Regions from separate parts of the Homo sapiens genome. Here regions 1 and 2 are each linked to region 3. Evidence: chromatin contacts called from ENCODE Hi-C or POLR2A ChIA-PET data. All regions are on one chromosome and are shown on one strand. Each heading gives the region's core, a stretch centred on a gene start or an enhancer-like site at or near the end of the contact. The rest is flanking DNA. Distances are from core to core; before and after follow the strand shown. Region 1 has its middle 100 kb from the start of TAF1B. Region 2 overlaps LOC100996549 (a long non-coding RNA gene). Region 3 has its middle 44 kb from the start of TAF1B.

Region 1 (3,315 bases), core at 568-3,067, 60 kb after region 3:
TCCCCATGACCCAAACACCTCCCATAGGCCCCCACCTCCAGTATCGGGGATCAAATTTCAACATGAGGTTTCGGGAGACAAATATCCAAACCACAGTAGCATTACAGCCAGAATTCCAAGTGTGGCTGACTCCAGCCGGTGTATCTGTTGTTGTTCACACGTTACACCCATGAGTCGTCATCCATGCCACCTACTACCAGTGGACAATGACCTCGTGGTGCATGTACCCTCAGTGATCCATCTGGCCACTGCAGAGACAGGTGAGCTTGAAAAGGGGCCACCATGGCCACAAATCAGAAAATGCAGGATCACAAATGGAATTGTGGGATACAATTCTTTGGCATAGAAAGGGCCAGGCAAAATTATGACACAGTGCATTAATAATTAATTAGTGCTTAATCAGGAGCTCTACATAGCAGTTCATTACCCAAGGACACTCCCCATTATAACTGTAGCAAATGGGTCTGGGCAGGCAGCCCTGCCAGCCTCTTTTGAGGCTCACCAGTGACTTTGAGGCTCCCCTTCCAGGGCTGAGGTCACTAACCTCCCCTAGACCTGGCGACCAGTAGCTGGTGTAAGAGGTCCCCAAGAACAGGGGTGATCTGACTCACCCTGGAGAAATTTAAGACACGCTGGGAAGGCAGAGCCCTTGCTTAAAAATAACTCCTCAGATTTCTGCAGTGGCGGTACCATAGCCAATGAGGTTTGCCTGAGACATGATTATTGCTAATTGAAAACTTTTCCCTATAGCTTGTCATGACAACTTGAAATATAATTGGCATCGAGAATTTTTGAGACTCTCTACAGAGGCTGAACAACCAAAAAAACATAAAAATTTAACTCCTCCTCAGCTTCACTTTGGCACAATGCCAGAAGGACCTCTATTAAGTTGTGCACATTTGTGCAGCCCCCCACCCCCCAACTTCAAATACAAATGCCCATCAGGGAGCTAAAACCTTCTGCATTCGTTGGTTGGAGGAGTCCCCACTAGGGTATGAGTGTTGAGGGTGTAGGGGCAGGAACCACATGTGAGTCGTTGTTGTATTTGCCACACTATGTGACAGGTGGGTGGATGGATAGATGGGTGGATGGGTGGGTGGGTGGGTGGGTGGGTGGGTGGATGGGTGAATAGATGGGTGGATGGGTGGGTGGATGGGTGGATGGATGGGTGGATGGATGGGTGGATGGGTGGGTGAATGGATGGGTGGGTGGGTGGGTAGATGGATGGATGGATGGGTGGGTGGATGGATGGGTGGGTGGGTGGGTGGATGGATGAGTGGATGGATGGTAGGATGGATGGATGGGTGGGTGGATGGATGGGTGGGTGGATGGGTAGATGGATGGATGGATGGATGGATGGGTGGGTGGGTGGGTGGATGGATGAGTGGATGAATGGATGGATGGGTGGGTGGGTTGATGGAGAGACAGGAGTGAAAAATACACAACAGAGGGAGAGGAAAATCACAGTCTATCCTTGCTTGTTTCCAGCAAAGAAGAACGTAGCTCCTGACTGGCTGCCACATATGTGTCTGAGCAGCGAGTTCCAGGGACCTTCTCAGTGATGCCGATGGCCTCTCCAGGCAAATAGCGCAGGCCTGGCCGGTATCCAGAAGGAACTCCAGGCTGCCTCTCCTTCCCGGACGCACACCCTCCCCTGGGGAAAGACCCCAGACAGAGCCCGCGGGGCCTACAAATAGCAGAGTCCCTGGCTCTGAGCACAGGCAACGGAGAGGGGACGGGAAACGGGACTCGGGCGCCAAGTCACTCCCCTGCCTCGCCCTGGCGGAAGGGCAGGCGTCACACCTCTAGGAGGAAGGCAGATGTGAGAGGGCTGAGCCCTTCCGGGGGCTCAGAGGATCAAAGGCACTGACATCCTAAGAGAATTGGAAACCAGAAACAGGGCCGGGCGCGGTAGCGCACGCCTGTAATCCCAGCACTTTGGGAGGCCGAGGCGGGCGGATCACGACAGAGCGAGACTCCGTATCAAAAAAAAAAAAAAGAAAAAACAAAATAGAAACCGGAAACAGGATGAGCTGGGTCTGCAGAAGCGGCGTGTGGGACCCATTCCCCGCAAGGGCTTTGTGGATAGGAACCCAGCACAGACTTCCCTCTTATCAACAGGACCGAGGCATGAGAACACGAGGGTCAGCCTGGGCTCCCTGACCGCAGTCTCCTCAGAAGGGAGTCTGGACAGCGAGTCTTGCCTCTGCTGCTCCTCTGGGGCCTCCTGATGCCTGGCAGGGAGAGGAGCCACCGTGTGAGGGTTTCTGAAATTAAACTGTTCTCAGAGTCGCAGCTGTCAGGAAGGGACAGCAAGAGCCAGCTGACAGGAGCCTGAATCTTTCCAACGCAATCCATCTAGGATGGGAAAAGAAAGACCAATTTCCAGCCTTGCCAGACTCCTAGGGATGGGCTGAGCATGCAGACTCTGTCACTCACCAGCCGCTGACCTTGGCCAAGCACCTCATTGTCTCTGAGTCTTGGTTTCCTTATTCATAAAACGATAAAAGTCCTGATCTCACAAGGCTGATGTGGGAGCCAGAAATAGCGATGCTGTGTGACAGGCCCGCAACCCTTCCAGTTCCTCTCCCTCACCAGCAAGCCAGAGGCCTGTTTTATTCAGGGTTTCTGGCAGCCACATGCTTCAGGAGAAGCAGGACTCCCTGGGAGCCTAGCACAGTGTCTTGATTGGTCTAAGCCAGTCACGGTGACCCAGTGATTAGTTTATGAACGGGCGTGTAACTTCATTCTGACTAACAAGACACGAGAGGAAGTGTCTGGATGAATTTGGGGAAAGTTTCCCTTACTCTTAAAAAAAGAGCTATAAAGAAGGGGCTTTCTCTCTTTCTGACCTTTGGGTGTGGTTGGGTGAGAACATGATACTTAGAACTGCTGCAGCCATATTGTGACATAAAGGGATAATACCCAACATAAAAGCCAAGAGGCTAACGATGGCAGAGTGTCGAGATGAAAAGAAGCCAAGTCCTTGGTGACAGCCTTGAGCGGTTGAATTAATTTCCCTTGGGATGTCCCCAACTTGAGACATCTCATTAAGTGAGAGAATGCTGTCCCAAGGTCAGAGACACGGGACAGTGGGGGTCAGGGGCAAAGGCTCTAGAGCTTGACTGCCCAATCCACCACCACTACTACTGAGGACTTTTGGCTTGTTTATTTTCTCTCTCTTCTCAGTTTCCTCATCTGTGAAATGGGGATGGTGATAATAACCGTATCTGGTTTATGAGATCATTGTGAGGATTTAAGGGGTTAATGTGTAGAAAGTATTCAAATCGCGTCTGGCACATGGTAAGTGTCATG
Region 2 (3,535 bases), core at 776-3,275, 41 kb after region 3:
CTGGTTAGAAAAATAGATATCTTTGAGTTTTTACTAAAGTTCTAGGGATTGCAAGAATGAGCTTCCTGCCTACCTTTGCCTCTAACAGCAATGCTGCAGTTGAACCTGACAACCTGTTACCATGATGTAGAGAAGCCAATGCAACAGAAGAGAGTAATGTTTAATCTAGTCTTTGTGACTTGGCTCTCGTATCACTAAAAATTGTATTTGTGATAAGTAAATAAGAGTCATTAAACATCAAATGCAATTTAAGTGCTCCGGAAGGCATGCTCCTGGGTTTCAAAACCTCTGTGGATGTAAAGAACCCCCTAGAATAGGAGTTGGACAGTCCTGGGCTCCTGGTCAACTCCCACACTCAGTCCTTAAGGTGGAGGTCACATTGTGCTCCCTCACAGGTGGTCCAATGAGACCATGTGGGTGGAAGCACTTTGTAAACATAGGGGCTCAACAAATGCTAAATGTCACTCATGAAATTGCATCCTAAAGCAAATAAATAAGCACACTTCTTTTGTCTAAATAGCTATGTGTAGCCTTGGAGTTCTGGCTAGGGAGTCACCCAACCCCTGGTTTTGCCCCTTGTGGCAACATCTGAGATGCTGGATACAAAGTTGGATACAAAGCAGGGTGGGGTCTGTTCTGTAAAGAGCTACAGGCAGCTGAGGGCTCAGAACGGTGGACACTGTTGGAGAGACCAGAGAGGTGAAGTGAGGAGACTCCCTTCCTTCTTTCTTTCTTTTCCAGAACCCACATTGACCAGAGACTTTGCAGCCAGCTCACCCCTCCAAATCCCCGCCCTGGAGTCCCTGACCCAGGAATTTCTGCATCAGGCTGCTCAAACCTGAATTTGACAAAATTTCAAAGCGCTGTATCTTTATGTTGATAAGACAACGGATAAAGTGCCATACTTGGAACCTAGATCACTCAATGTTGCCTGTAGCTGAGTCCACTTCTGTCACTCACCCTGCATTGCCCTGCCAGGAGCAAGGGAGAGAAAGCCAGCCAGAAGGCATGGGCATGGGCTCAAATCTGGCTTCTCCTGTGGCCACTGTGAAAGTTGATCATACAAAGGTCACTGTTGTCATAGCCAAGCAGAGTTATGAGACCACAGGAAAAAGCACTTGGACCACGTAACATTGCTCCAAGAGTATAACTGTCTCCAACCCTGGCTGCTGGAACAAGTGTTGCAACCTGAAACCGGTTTGATCTAATAGCTACAGAAACAACCTGCGGAAATCTAAGACTAGTTTCACCCACTCACCAATCAGAGCTTGCCGGATCCCCAAAACGTTGCTAGTGCTAATGAACTTGCTTTCCTAACAATCCATAACATTTCTCATTTTTATGAAACCTACAACCTTCTCTTTGCTCTTTGGACATACTGAAGACCACCCAGTCTGTGTGTATGCCCCAAACTGAAATTCTTGCTCCCCAAATAAAACATTTTAAACTTAGAGATTTGTCTGTATATTTTATTTGACTTTGACAGCACCAGGGGCTCCGGCACAAATCTCCTCCTTCAAGCCCTTTTCTACACAGTCCCGTGGGTCTACCCTGAAAGAAGCCTGATGACGGCTCAAAGACACAATGTTACTGGGAGGTAAATTCAGGATTACTTGACCGAATGGCCCACCCGAGGTCACGGAGGCTGCTGGAGGAACAGAAAATGGTCTTCACCAAGTGAAGCATTGTCGGTCTTGGCCTGTGTCTGGCTGGAGAATGTTAAAATTCTGGGGACACAACAGAAAAGGCACAGTTGTGGGGACCAGGCCAATGTCAGCGTGAGAACTGGCTCCATCCCCCTCCCATGAACCAGCTCTGCGGCCAAGGCAGGTCTGCATTTCCTGGTCTGTGACACGGAGTCAGTAACATTGCCTACTTCCCGGGGCTATTTCCAGAGAAGTGAGGGAATGGGTGTGGAACGCCTGCCATCTGCGGAGCCCCGCATGAAACGTCTCTGTCTTTCCAGCCAGCCCTGAGCCAGGGAAGGGACTGGAAGCACAGCGGGTGGCTGAGGCGGGCTTTCGGCAGCTTACCCCCAGCCTTGCCCCTCCCCGCCTGCTGAAACACAATCTATGGTTGTCGCCTTCCTGGAGATGTTAGCCGCCCCCTCCAGAGGTGGTTCCAAATCTATTTCTCATTTGGCTGATTTAGGAGAGGCTGCGAATCGGTCGCTATGGTTTCTTTATTTTCTCCTGACAGCTTAGGAATCATTTTTCCAATTATTCCCAGGGGAGGAAAAAGAAGTGGAGGAAGCCAGTGTTTGGAATGAGGGGAAGCTCACGGATCTGAAATGCAACCTCTTCTGCAGGAGACCCGGCACAGCTACCGGGACCCATCACCTCCCTGTAGGAACCCCGCCCAGCCCCCTCCAGCCAGCCCTGCGTGGTTGTGGCCCCACTGCAGAAACGCCTCCGCTTAACACTCCAGCCTCTCTTCTATTCGGTCAGGCCACAGCTGCTGACTTTGTGCCTGCTGTAGCAACCCCGAGCCCCCAAATAAACCCTCCCTCCCAGGGTGGCCTCTCTACGGGGGGAGACAGACGGTGACCAAAAGCTATCAGTTAAATGCACAAACAGGACTTAGAGGGTGGAAAGTGACAAGAAGAGAAATATGGCAGGAAAAAGGGGTGGGGGTGAAATTTTACACAGAGCCATGGGGAAGGCTGCTGAGGAGGACCTGCAGGAGTGGGGGGCTCCCAGACAGGAACTGTGGCCCACTGCACGGATATGGGCAAGTTTGGAAGGGAATGAGCCACTCCAAGCCTCAGCCTTGGCCAGCCATTCTCAGGTCCAGGCAGGAAAGATGCCAGCAGTCCCACATCAGCTGAGGTGTTCAAACACAGTGGTGTCCCCTAAGCAGGGAGACTGCAGAGGGGATTCAAGCCCTGGGCAGGGGGCTAAAGTAGGCCAATCCTGGTTCTGCAACTGTCCCTGGCCCAGCAGCTTGTTGGCTGTGTAGCGTCTCAGGCACTCCCTAAAGGTCAAGGAGTCTTGGCCGAGACTTCGGCTCACCCCAGCCCAGCTTCTGCTCCTGGCCGGGAATGGTGTTTCCTAACCACACGTCCATGGAGCAGGAAGGTACGCCTCCACCCGCTCCCATTCCTTCTCCACAGCTTGCCACAGGGCAGTGCTGGGTTTAGTTCCTCTCCTTATTTAGAGCTGGGGCGTATCAGGTGTGCAGCTGGACAGGTACCAGCCAAGGCAGAGAATGCAAGTCAGCCACGGGTGGCATGTCGGGAAGCACCAGAAGGTGCCAACTTTGGCATCCAGGGCCTTCCTGGACCTGCTGAAATTTGGTCTAAATGTGCTCTTGTACCCGTGTGGAAGGGCTCAGTGCAGCCTGGGTCTGGGATTTCAGGGAGCAGAGTATGATTCTGGATGGGTGATTTAGCCGCAAGTGAGAGTTTTTACTGAGCCCAGCAATGGGCAGAGCATGGTTCTGGGGGTGGCTGGCTTGGGGGCGACACAGACAGGTAAACCAGTTGTCCGTGTGAGTGGAGGGGGCAGAAGTTGATAAGAGCAGGGAGTGACGGGCA
Region 3 (3,384 bases), core at 99-2,598:
AGCTTAGACTAAGGGTCTCTTAGGCTTCTGCCAGTGAGGAGTCCAAAAGGGACAAGAGGCTTCAAAAAGAGGACAAGCCCCCAGTGGACTCCACTCAAGCTGGGCTCCGAGAGGCTTAGGAGGCTTCCAGGTTCCACTGGCAGTGGGTATGAAAATCCCTTTGCTACAAGTATTCTGAAGCCATGCCTGAATTTCTCCCATTCATTCACTCATTCATTCACTCTTCATTCATTCATTCATTCATTCATTCATTCATTCATTCATGCCTGCCTGCTCATCTATGCTTGAGTGGAACAGGCCCAGCTGATGTCCTGTGTGTACCCGGCACAGCTGCCACAGCTCCCAGCCCATCCACTCTGCCAGCCCACCTGGCCCCACAGGGCCAGGCCTGCAGGTGTCCTCTCCCAGGCAGGGGGCAGAGGAGGCAGCTCACTTCAAAGGGCCCCTGGCTTTGCCTGGGTCACAGTCTGGAGCTCCCCACTAAGAGCCGAGAAGCGTGGCCCTACAGAGGGTCCCAAAGCCTGAGGAAGGGAAGATAGGGAACTGCCCAGAATTGGGTAGCACTACTTCCCCATTTTACAGACGAGGAAACTACAACTTAGAGAGAAGAGGTTTCTGGCCCAAAGTCACACAAAGTCAAAATTGGACCCTGGTCAACATGGAAGGGGAGGGAGTGGAAAAGAGATGGCAGGGGAATGGAAGGGAAGGAAGAGAAAAGAAGTCTCTGGAATCGGCATGGGAAATGAAGAGACTCCCCCAAGGCCCTGTCCTCATTTACCCTCTGCGCCTGGCCCTTCCCTGCCCTGCCGGCTGGATGTCCAGGGACCCACCCAGCCCGACCTGCTCTCTGCCGCGCTGCTCACACTCGGCTGCTGTGCGCTCCTGCCCTCTGGTGGCAAGATCTGGAAGCGCGTTGTCACTGCATCCCAGCACCTCTAGAGGGGAAACTAGGAGCAAGTCAGTTCACCACCCACTGTGTGCAAGACACTGAGCTGGAGACCTAGGGAGGAGGGAACACAGCCCCGTTTCTGAGAGTGCAAAGTTTAGGGGACAAGACAGACAGGCAAACAGACCACGGCAACACAATGAGATAGGGACTTGGCTGGGGGAAGCTCAGGTTGTTTTAAACCTAAAACAAGCAGCCCCCAAATCTATGAGGAAGAGCCTGCCTAGCAGAAGGTCCCACCATGCCCAGGAACATTTGGGCAGCACCTGCTCTGAGGGCTCTGGGCTGCCTGGCTGGGGTGGGACAGACCCAGAGTCCTTTCTGATCTGTCTGCAGCGAGAGCCCTGGAGCCAGAGGGGACCCGAGGAGGTTTGCAGGCTGTGGTCTGGGCAGGAAGGAAGGGCTGAGGTCCCCACCCTTCTTCTCCCTTTCTTAACCTAGTGCAGACCCAGCTGAAGCCAGCCTCACAGGGTTAACAAGAACTGCGGACAGTCATATAGCTATAATTAAGCATTCATCAGGCTGTACTTTGACCCACTTCCTTGTAACCAAAAGTCACGTAGCCCTAGGTACGGACAGTTCACATCCCCATGGTTCCTATTGATAGGATCTCTGACCTTAGAATCATAGGAATTTTGTTTAAGAATTGCTTAAGCAGATCCTGAATTCCATCAGAACAGCTGATGCCAACCAGCTCGAAGACCCCCACAGAGGAACGGAATCCGCGTGACAGTGAGGTTTCTTCATCTCCTTGTCCCGTGACTGCACTCTTCGACCAATCAAGGACCTCCACACTTTGACCCACTTCAAAACCCTTAAAAATTCGAGCCCCGAACTCCCTGGGGAGATGATGGATTGGGGGTTTCCTCCCATCTCCTCACTTGGTGGCCCTGCATTGATTAGACCTCTCTCTCTGCTGCAATGCGGCATCTTGCATATTGACTTCCTGCACGGGTCAGGCCATGAACCTATTACGGTTCCAGAGCTTCAGGCTGGAGAGGCAGAGTGACAAGAGGGTTCAGTAGAAGGCTGGGAGCCAGACTGCCTGGGGTCTTAACAGCAATTGCGTCCTCTGGGCTTCAGTTTTCTCTTGTGTGAAAAGGTAATAAGAACAGTGCCCACCTCTGAGGGTCGCCCTGAGGGTTAAACACACTGATACAGAGAAAGTGGGCAGAATGGTGTTTGGCCCATGGTCAGGGCTGATCATATCTGCTCTTGCCAATAATGCCAACTCACCAGCATCCAGCCCTCCTTTCTTTGGAAGAGTTTCCCATCTCACTCTCATGGCAGATAGTACCACCCAGAGTAGGTGCAGAGGCCCAGAGAGAGGAGGTGTCTCACGTGAGGTCACTGGGCGAGCAGCAACTGTGTTGAGCCTGGCACCCAGGCCTCTGGGCCTAGAGGTTGCAGCCTGGATTCCCAGCCCCCTTGTGTACCTTCTGGGCATCCCTGACTTCCGAGTCCCTGAACTGCCCTCCTCAGTGAGGAGTCTACTTTGCTACTTATTAACAGACTCTCTCACAGGACTGCTGGGCAGGTGCAGCCAGTTTCAGAGTCGCAGCATCCATAGCATTTGCTGAAGCATTGGCTACAGGCAACACCTGTATTGCATTTGTCTTCCTGGAAGATAATGAGCTCTAAAGCTTCACTGTGAAAAGTGTGGTCCCTGAGCCAGCAGCATTGGCCTCACCTGGGAGCTGGTTAGAACTGCACAATCATAGGCCCCTCCCAGACCTACAGAACTGGAATCTGCAGTTTAATGAGAGCCCCAGGCAGTATGTGTGCACCTTACCGATTGCCAGGGAAGGGTGTCTTAAGCAAATGGACTAAAGTGGGAGAATGAACTGTAGATGTGTCCACCGAGCCTGCCCTGGGCAGCACATGTGCCGGCACCCGTGCCAGGGTCTGGGAATTCTTGGGGGAGTCGGCCGAGGTCAGCGCCTTCAGGGAGTCCCCAGCTCCTGCTGTTAGCAGGTCTTCACGCGACCGCACATGCTGGCCAGACAGTGCTGGGAGGGAAGGAATAAAGGCCACGGGGGCCTGTCTGCTCGGAAGAGTCAGAATCTGGGCTGAAACTTGAGGGAAGAACCGGATAGGCCAGGCAGACGTGGGGGAGGGCCTTCCAGAAAGGGGACTCCCTGTACCAATTCCTGAGCTGGGTGTTTTCAGAGAAATGGGTACTTTGCAGACCTTACCCTAATACTTCCAGGTGCTGAGGCAAGAGTAGAATTGGAGGCCCACCTACTCTAAGTCTAAATATCTGCAAGTCATATAGCTGACAAACTATTAAATAAAATGTGTTCCAGCCTCTTATAAATATGCCTTCACAAGGATCTGGAAGGCCAGCTTTAAATTTAGTATTTTTGGACTCCTGGGAGTTCGGCACTACAACACAATGGTGTGGGGTGGGCCAGCCCCACCTGCCCCCTTCTGCTCTG

Evidence for each region. A loop is a pair of places that touch in the nucleus more often than their neighbours do. ChIA-PET counts read pairs that join two places held with the same protein, here RNA polymerase II (POLR2A). Pooled maps may share reads with other maps.
Region 1: a loop to region 3 is called in a map of CD14-positive monocyte, with 2.8 times the contacts of the local background. The contact joins two enhancer-like sites. A Hi-C loop is called at or near these places in 4 of 168 maps with a recorded cell type or tissue (CD14-positive monocyte, CD4-positive, alpha-beta memory T cell and naive thymus-derived CD4-positive, alpha-beta T cell) and 14 of 50 pooled maps. POLR2A ChIA-PET finds 5 or more read pairs at or near these places in 5 of 52 experiments (CD4-positive, alpha-beta memory T cell, GM10248, activated CD4-positive, alpha-beta memory T cell and 1 more).
Region 2: a loop to region 3 is called in a pooled map, with 2.1 times the contacts of the local background. The contact joins two enhancer-like sites. A Hi-C loop is called at or near these places in 5 of 168 maps with a recorded cell type or tissue (CD14-positive monocyte, CD4-positive, alpha-beta memory T cell, PC-3 and 2 more), 1 of 37 single-sample maps with no recorded cell type and 15 of 50 pooled maps. POLR2A ChIA-PET finds 5 or more read pairs at or near these places in 8 of 52 experiments (CD4-positive, alpha-beta T cell, CD4-positive, alpha-beta memory T cell, GM10248 and 4 more).

The regions. Positions count from the first base shown.
Region 1 is chr2:9,738,138-9,741,452 of GRCh38, reverse strand. It overlaps the pseudogene RNU4-73P. Among named protein-coding and RNA genes, the nearest start is that of TAF1B, 100 kb to the left of the region's middle. RefSeq lists an enhancer at 2,868-2,967. Within about 2 kb of position 1,817, at least 22 of the 41 ENCODE cell types and tissues checked have a DNase peak (open chromatin) inside an H3K27ac peak, as active enhancers do; they include CD14-positive monocyte, where a contact is called at or near this core.
Region 2 is chr2:9,756,506-9,760,040 of GRCh38, reverse strand. It overlaps LOC100996549 (a long non-coding RNA gene), which reads left to right. Exons shown (of 3, transcript XR_241267.4): 3 at 742-1,451. Among named protein-coding and RNA genes, the nearest start is that of TAF1B, 85 kb to the left of the region's middle. RefSeq lists enhancers at 2,281-2,803, 2,804-3,326. Within about 2 kb of position 2,025, at least 10 of the 41 ENCODE cell types and tissues checked have a DNase peak (open chromatin) inside an H3K27ac peak, as active enhancers do.
Region 3 is chr2:9,797,360-9,800,743 of GRCh38, reverse strand. No RefSeq gene overlaps it. Among named protein-coding and RNA genes, the nearest start is that of TAF1B, 44 kb to the left of the region's middle. RefSeq lists enhancers at 1-92, 93-928. Within about 2 kb of position 1,348, at least 13 of the 41 ENCODE cell types and tissues checked have a DNase peak (open chromatin) inside an H3K27ac peak, as active enhancers do; they include CD14-positive monocyte, where a contact is called at or near this core.